2 separate regions of the Homo sapiens genome follow, and region 1 is linked to region 2. The links are chromatin loops, found by intact Hi-C in ENCODE. Cell type or tissue: MCF 10A. All regions are shown on one strand. Links, peaks and the distances in the headings refer to the core of each region. The heading gives the core; the rest is flanking DNA. Region 1 overlaps MB21D2 (Mab-21 domain containing 2). Region 2 overlaps MB21D2 (Mab-21 domain containing 2).

Region 1 (4,391 bases), core at 289-4,288, 54 kb before region 2:
AACTGCAGCACCAACTTCCCAGCCATGTGAGTCCGGTGGAAACTCTAGCCCCAGTCAAATTTTAGATGATTTCAGCCCTGCAACCTCATGAGAGACCACAAACCAGAACTACTCAACTACACCACTCCTAGATGCCTGACTCCAAGAAACTGTGAGATCATAAATGCTTAATGTTGTTTTAAGCCACTAAGTTTTGGAATAATTGTTTACTCAGCAGCAGCAAACTAGTACAAGAACAGAAAGATGGATCTGAGACTGGGTTTTCTCAACTAGTAGCAATTTTCCATAGTCACGTCACCTTCTTAGTATCTCAGATGACTCATCTGTGAAAGGAGCCATGGCAGTTCATCAAATCTTCAACACTTTTGGATATAAGATGCACCGTTGCTTTACAAATCACTAGAATAGTGAAAAATATTCAAATTCAGACAATCGATTCTAAGGTGCCTACTATTATTAGGGATGTACAATTGTGAGAAAGGGGAGCATCTTAAAAAAATCAATGAAATACAATTATTATACTTGTTCTGTCCACTACACAGAGATGGTGTAAGGATCAATGGAATAACAGATGAAAAGACTGGAAGGATGAAGGAACTTGATGGGCAGCATCCTGAAGCACCACAGCTTGAGAAGGGGAAATGACATTACAGTTATCCAAACTAGCTAATTAAACTGGCTCTGCTGGGCTTTGCCAACTCACTTTTAATGCTATTGCCTCAGGCTCCTATCACAATTTATACTCAAAATGACTGCTACAAAGCCCAGCTGAGAGGAAAAAAAACAGTCAAGGAGAACCATCCACAGCAGTGTTCCTTAAACCTGTTTGAGCATAAGAAATCACTTGGTGCCTTTGATAAATACACACCCAGGCCCCTTGCCTAGAGACTCTGATTCAGTAAATCTGCAGCTGGCATTGGAATCTGTATTTTAACAAGGGCCCCAGGCAGTTCTTACGAACACACAAGTTTCAAAACACTGATCTAAACAAGATAATATTGACACACTTACTGATATTTTTTCTTGGATCAAACTGTAATAGAAAATCACAAACCTAGATTGCCTTAGTTACATCTCCTCCCCATATAAAAATGCTTTCAACTAAGTGAAAGATTTTACTGAAGGCCAATGCAAAAAACTTGTCTTACCAAGTAAAGTTTATCATCAGCTGGAAAACTTACTTAAGTGATGGCAAATTACACTATTCAATGTTTATAATATTTAAAAATCTGCATAATAAGGATATGAAAGAGTATGTCTCGCCAGGTGCGGTGGGTCACGCCTGTAATCCCAGCACCTTGAGAGGCTGAGGCGGGCGGATCACGAGGTCAAGAGATTGAGACCAGCCTGGCCAACATGGTGAAACCCCATCGCTACTAAAAATACAAAAATTAGCTGGACGTGGTGGCGTGTGCCTGTAGTCCCAGCTACTCGGGAGGCTGGGGCAGGAGAATCACTTGGACCCGGGAGGCGGAGGTTGCAGTGAGCCGAGAGATCGAGCCACTGCACTCCAGCCTGGGCAACAGAATGAAACTCTGCCTGGAAAAGAAAAAGGGGACCGGGGGGAAGAGTACATCTACTGACAGACCTGTCTCTTTTAAATCAATCAATAAAAGTTGCTAGGCAACCATATTTTCCTTTTTTGCATAGACTGCCAGGAATCTTTTATCTAAAATTTATGCCCTCAAACAATAGCTATCTACCTATGTCAAATAAAACATTTCCTGTGAGATGTTAGCTTTGCCCTGTATTTTAATGGACACATTATAGTAAAATCTTTTTCCTTTAGACCTTTTTTTTTTTGGAAGAAAGCAGAAAACAAATTTTGAAGTCAATAATGTTAGGTCATTTTTGTTGTTGTTTCTAATCACATTCAGACTAAACAACTGTAACACAATTTCTAGCAATTCTTCCTTCAGTTGCTCAGGTTGTCTCCCCTCGTGGCAATCCCTTGGCCTGCTTTTAAAACACAAAACAAATGCTAACCCTATCTTGGCAAGGAAAGTCAATGACTCATTCAAGCCAAAGAGTTAAGAGACTAAACAAAAAATAATTTTAGCGCAGCTCCTCAAAAGGCTCTTCTTTTCTCTCTCAGATGTACAACATAATTTTCTGACAATCTGACGCAACTATGGCAGCACATTCAAGCCATTAAAAATCTTTTTTCTGCAAAAACAAAACAAAAACAAAAAACTTCCACTTCATTTTTAAACATCTCATTTGTGTGCCTTCAGTTTCGCAACAGAAATTCATCCTTGACCTAAACTTCTAAATATTCCACAAACAATAATTAAGTCACTAGGACCCTGCTGTGAAAAGGGCATTTTCTGACAGATGGGCTACGAAGTCAGAGCACAAAAATAGATTCTATGCTTTTCCAGCCTTACAGAGCAAGGAGACGTGGGGCAAGGGTTTCCATAATCAACCTTCAGAACAACCCTAGAACTCTGGGTGCACGTAGTGTCTCAAAAGGACATGACTAAGTTGTCAATACTTTAGAGCGTGGGATAGTGTTACTCGCTGTTGTTGCAATGAAGTTTTTCAATCTCTATGATTCTTCTCCTACCAGCCTGGCTGCCCAGGCTAACTTCACCCTCTTCTCCTTCTAGGGAAAGGTCTTTTCCTCTGTTGAGTCCTGCAGACTTCCCTCTCTTTCCATCAAGGCTAATCCCATCCTCCCCTGTATTCCCATGACACTCACAATATGGCATCACAAATGGTTGTCTCATATGTCTGTCTCTGCTACTGAACCAAGCAGCTTGAGGTCAACGATCTCAGTTCATTCATCTTTGAATTGCAGGACCAATCACACTGCAGGTACATGGTACATGGCAGGTACTCTGCCAATTTGTGTGAATGAATGAATCGAGTTCAGCAACACTGAGGTCCCTCAGATTCTCTGACTCAAATCCAGTTATGAGGCCGGGCATGGTGGCTCACACCTATAGTCCCAGCTACTCAGGAGGCTGATGTAGGAGAATCGCTTGAACCCAGGAAGTGGAAGTTGCAGTGAGCCAAGATCATGCCATTGCACTCCAGCCCAGACGACAAAGCGAGACTGCATCTCAAAAAAAAAAAACCAAACAAAACAAAACAAACAAAAAAACCCAAATCCAGTTATGATGCAAATAAGGACATGAGGACTGAGGAAGTAATTTTCCCCAGTTATATCAAAAAAAAAAAAAAAAAAGAAGAAGAAAGAAAAAAGACAAAAATCCAGATTTTCTCATCCCCATTCCACTGCTTTTCTATCATGCCTCCTCTTTGCACATGCTGTTTCTCCTGTGGGGCCACTCCTTTTTGTGTCTTCTGCCACTACTTTTCCGACCTTCCTGAGGTTTCTTAGCCCCTCCCAAGTCCTTCACATCTCAGCCAAGGAACAAAAACAAGGAAACCAAACACCACAAAGAAGTGCCAGCTGTTCTACCGTGAGAGCAAGACAAACTGGGAACACAAATGCAATGCTGGCAGAATTTCTTTCTGGGATAGACTGAAATGTTCCTTGAATTGCGCAGACAATTACTTTCTACCACAGGTACAGATGTTTGAGAGGATTGTTCTTTTTTTTTTTTTTTTTTTTGAGACAGAGTCTTGCTCTGACGCAGGCTGGAGTGCAGTGGCACGATCTCAGCTCACTGCAACCTCTGCCTCCCTGGTTCAAGCGATTCTCCTGCCTCAGCCTCCCGAGTAGCTGGGACTACAGGCGCATGCCACCATGCCCAGCTAATTTTTGTATTTTTAGTAGAGACAGGGTTTCACCATGTTGGCCAGGATGGTCTCAATCTCTTGACCTCGTGATCAGCTCACATCAGCCTCCCAAAGTGCTGGGATGACAGGCGTGAGCCACCACGCCTGGCCGATTGTTCACATTTTATTTGGCCAGGGATCTTTAGAAAGTGTCTTTAAAAAAAAAAAAAAAAAAAAGCTGGGTGCGGTGGCTTAAGCCTGTAATCCCAGCACTTTGGGAGGCTGAGGCGGGCAGCTCACGAGGTCAGGAGATCAAGACCATCCTGGCTAGCACGGTGAAACACCGTCTCTACAAAAAAATACAAAAAAATTAGCTGGGTGTGGTGGCGGGCACCTGTAGTCCCAGCTACTCGGGAGGTTGAGGCAAGAGAATGGCGTGAACCTGGGAGGTGGAGCTTGCAGTGAGCTGAAATCGCACCACTGCACTCCAGCCTGGGCGACACAGCGAGACTCTGTCTCAAAAAAAAAAAAAAAAAAAAAGTCTTAAAAACATACAAGCACATTTGCAAATTTTATTCCACTTAATCCAGAAAAATGCTAGGCCCTGATTCCCAAATCACTTATAGATTCCAGAAAAAAATGATGACAATTTGATCTAATTTCTTAAAACATTTTAACCGTCTGTTGGTCTAAAACTATTTATT
Region 2 (4,391 bases), core at 72-4,071:
CTAGAGAGGGACAGGCACAAATGACAGGGCAATGTGCAGGCTCTCTGAGTAGAAGATACTTTCAGGGCCACAAGGCCACAGCAAGCTGGGACTCTGCCACCTCAAATCTTCCTTGGAAGCAGGAGAACTATAAATTCCAATAAAAACAAAAATGACCATGGCCCACCATTATTAACTCTTTGGAACTTCACCTGAGTCTAAAGTGATGAACAGAAAGCGTATTCAAATTTTGGACAATCCCACACACATCACAAATGGCTCTTTTTAATTATTTTCCTTACGTCTTTAAACCCCACTAGTTCAATTATTTTTATAATTTTTTTTTCTTTGGAGATGAAGTCTCACTCTGTCGCCCAGGCTGCAGTACAGTGGCGCGATCTCGGCTGACTGCAACCTCCGCCTCCCGGGTTCAAGCAATTCTCTGCCTCAGCCTCCCAAGTAGCTGGGATTACAGGCGCCCACCTCCATGCCCGGCTAATTTTTGTATTTTTAGTAGAGACAGGGTTTCACCATCTCGGTCAGGCTGGTCTTGAACTCCTGACCTCGTGATCCACTCGCCTTGGCCTCCCAAAGTGCTGGGATTACAGGCGTGAGTCACCGCACCTGGTCTATTTTTATAATTTTTGACAAAGTCTCCATTGTTTTGTGATGAGATGGGAGTATAAATAAAAATCATACTTGCTAACATTCTTGAGTACTTGAGTTTACAAAATATTTTCACGTACGTTGACTAGTTTTCTTAAGGTATTTCCCTTGTAGTATTTCCAAACACACAACAGAATTAATACCACGAGTACTCATTTATCCATCAGCCACCTTTAGCAAATCTTGACACTTTGCTACATTTCCTTCGGGCTTTTGAATAATAATTTAAAAAAGAAAGCTACAGATACAGTTATTCCATTCCACTCTGCTGTCATTTAGAGAGATGACTACTATCCTGAAATACGAGTGTGTCACTCTAAAGCACATTTCATACTTCTACCATATGTGTGATTCATAAGCAATTTATACTATTGTTTAACATTCAATAAATGGTGTCATGTACTAGTCATTCTACAACTTGCTTTTCTAACCCTTACGTTTTTGAATTTTACCTTTGCTGGAAATATAACTCTAGTTCATTAATTCCAATTTAATTCAATTTTCACAGTACCTTTTTACCTAAAATAACGAAAGAGTAAATATCTTGCCTGATTCTAAGAAGCAATGACTAATTCAGATTCCATTCTCATCCATAAGTCCATGTTCTTCTACTGTAAAACTCTGTTTTCTGAAATTAGAAGACTGGAAATTACAAAGTCTTCATTTAAAATCCTGTCAAGCTGTAAGTTAAGGAAAGGAAAAAAAAAAAATCCCCACTTTCGCCACTGTCCCTAGATTCTTCACTATACAAACAGGGCTACCAATTCATTTCGAGAAGACGCTGAACCAAATTCTTCGGTTTCTTTGTCCACTCTGGGAAATGTGAACACTAACCAGACATTTGACGATATCAATGAACTTTACTTTTTAAGAGACAAAGTCTCGTTCTGTTTCCCAGGGTGAAGTGCAGTGATGTCATCGTAGCTCACTGCAGCCTCAAACTGCTGGATTCAAGCAACCCTCTTACCTCAGCCTCCAGGACTGCAGGAACACGCCACCACACCCAACTATTGTTAACTTTTCTTGAAGAGTGAAAATGGTATGTTCAAAAGGAAAAAAGACGTTGCTTAATATTTATACAGTTTCAGTTTTACAAGATGAAAAGAGTTCTTGAAATTGATTGCACAAAAATGTGAACGTACTTAACACTACTAAACTGTACACTTAGAAACTGTGAAGATCGTAATTTTATGCTATGTGTATTTTACCACAATATTCAAAAAAAGGAAAAAGATATATTTAGGGATAAATTATACGTCTAGGTTTGATCTAAAATAATCCACGGTGGGGTAGAGGTTACAGAAAAAACAAAGGTATATGGGGGTTCATTATACCAGTCTCTATTTTTATATGTTTGAAGTTCCAAAATAAAGTTTTAAATAATGGCTTAGCCCAACAAAAAATATTTTTTCCCTTTACTAACAGGTTGCTTTGCTCTTACGTAAAAATAAAAAGCATCCTATTTTTTGAACGCTAGCAGCCCTAAGATCTGCTTTACCTTTTGCAGTTCTAGAAGGGACACTGCTTCTCAAACTTGAATGTGCATCTGAGTCACCCTGGGACCTTGTGGAGATGCAGTTTCTCTTCAGTAAGGCTTGGGTGGGGCCTGAAATGCTGCACTTCAAACAAGCTCCCAGGTGCTGGTGCTGGTTCACGGGTCCCATACTGAGGAACAAGGCAACAGGGGACGCGTAGGCTGCAAGCATTTGCAAGGGGAGAATCTAGCAAGGCTTTATTTAAATTGCATATCTGGGGACTAGAAGGGCACCAACACTGCTCCTCCGTTCTGGGAAAAAGTCTCCCGGCTCCTTTGCACCCCAGCACCAGGCATCACTATCCACTTAGTGAGAACCTCTAAAATGGAGAGCATCATACAAAAACCTCCTAGCAATCAGCTTTATTCCAGCCTTACACTTAAATCTGAACTCCTTAAATAGCCATGAAAATCTAATGCCCTGAAAGATTCTCCTCCTCAATCTATTAAGTAATGACTAAGCCAAAGAAACACATCCAGAAGCCAAAGTGCAGAGGCCCAGGCAAGAGCTGGGAATCATTAACAAACTATAAGAAGGTTAAACGCAGTATATCTTGGAAGCTCTAGTAAATTCCATTAAAGAAATAACATTCATTAAAGCACGCGCGCTCCTAAGCAACCATCAACATCTCTGAAGAATCAAAAGAAGAATTTCTACCCATAGAAAATCTTATCCACAAAATACAGTTATTTCCTCTAATGTTTTATGGTTGTCAGGTTGACTTAACCAAAGTCTTCCGTCCTCAGAGAAATGCTCTATTATCTGGTAGACTATGAATGCCTACAGGACAGGGATTATCACTGACAATTCTTAAGCTCTTACCATATGATCATACAGCTCCCATTTATTGTGCTTTCGAGGTGAGCACGAAGCAGTTTATATGACTTATTTCACCTAAAACATTCTGTCACTAAGGTATTTTATTTATTGAGTCTTTACTCACTAAATCCCTCCCCTCTTTGCAAGTATTTTTCCTAAAATGTTAATTCTTAGCTTCTTTCAGCAGAATGATGTAAAGGAGAAGGTGCTACCCTCTTTGACCTGTGAACTCCAGACCAAGCTATCTAGAGTCCAGCTCTGTCACCCAGGCTGGAGTGCAGTGGTGCGATCTGGACTCTGGTAGAGTCTAAGGGACTCTATCATCTCTACCAGCTCAAATCATGCCCCTTATGGTTCACATATGCATGACAGGGAGCCAGCCACTGGGAGGAGCATGGAAAGAACCCACCCAAGTCCCTGCCTTCAGCAAGCACGCAATCCAGTGGAAATGTCACCAGGCAGAAGAATTAAAATCTATTTATGATGTATTCAACAAACAGATACACACACAAATATACAGTTAGTTCAGGCAGGCAGAGAAACCCTTCTGACAAAAGGGTTAAGGAGTTCTCTATTAAGATGGTTTCTCTATTAAGATGGTTTTGGGGCTGGACCTTCAAAGAGTACTTATAACACATAAAAAAGGGAAAAAATGAACTAAGACACTGAAGCATGTGAGAACAGACTGGTGAGTAGCTTGGAATGGCTGGAATGCACAGACCCAGAGAGCAGGAGCTCTTGGCAGAAAAGAATTCAATGGGCTGCTTATTACAGGAAGTTGATTTGCTCTGAAGCTCTAACTTTGCAATTAATACTTAATTTTTACTTGATAGTGTTATTCTTTTTAAAAAGTCTTATTGTACCTAGCTCCAGCAGCATTTCCCTGAGGCTGCAGCCTCTAGGGAAATTACAAGACACTTGCCCAGGCCAGGTCCTACCTACCTCTGCTGGCCCTAGAGTTTATCACAGGAAGATTTTTTTTGTTTTTAAATGTGTAAATACAGTTTCCAGAGGCTTGTTCCAGGGTGACTCTCAAGCCCAAGCCAAAATACCTAACAAACAAGAAAAATCCATGTATGCAGAGTATAAAGATGTGAAAAGTGTTTTGTGAACTATTTCTAAAGCGTGCAACATAACAAGAAAACATTATAACTCTTATCACTGCTGGGACTGAACTCAGTCCAATGACCTCCAACAGAAAAGAATTAAGGTCCTGAACACCCACATCCAGAGTCAACACTTCGTTTAACAAAATAAAATAATAAAAGTGTTGCTTAGTCAGTTAGGAAAAAAAAAATCCAACGGTAGACACCAGAAATGACTTCACTGTGAAGGACAGATTTCCAGAAATAACACATGTCTAATGCCATTTCTGAAACTACAGCTAGGCAG

Evidence for each region. Hi-C counts contacts between places; a loop is a spot of excess contacts. Peaks named below come from ENCODE experiments on the same cell type or tissue, not always from the same donor. Only the 100,000 strongest peaks of a DNase experiment are listed, where the experiment ranks them.
Region 1: it touches region 2 in a loop (3.0-fold over the local background); 9 of 110 quality-filtered maps call a loop at or near these places.

The regions. Positions count from the first base shown.
Region 1 is chr3:192,831,250-192,835,640 of GRCh38, forward strand. The region is part of intron 1 of MB21D2 (Mab-21 domain containing 2); the gene reads right to left. Among named protein-coding and RNA genes, the nearest start is that of MB21D2, 84 kb to the right of the region's middle. RefSeq lists an enhancer at 1-88. In MCF 10A, for the core only: no CTCF peak of the experiment used is centred there; a DNase peak (open chromatin) is centred at 2,012.
Region 2 is chr3:192,885,649-192,890,039 of GRCh38, forward strand. All of the region lies in intron 1 of MB21D2 (Mab-21 domain containing 2), which reads right to left. Among named protein-coding and RNA genes, the nearest start is that of MB21D2, 30 kb to the right of the region's middle. In MCF 10A, for the core only: no CTCF peak of the experiment used is centred there; a DNase peak (open chromatin) is centred at 1,623.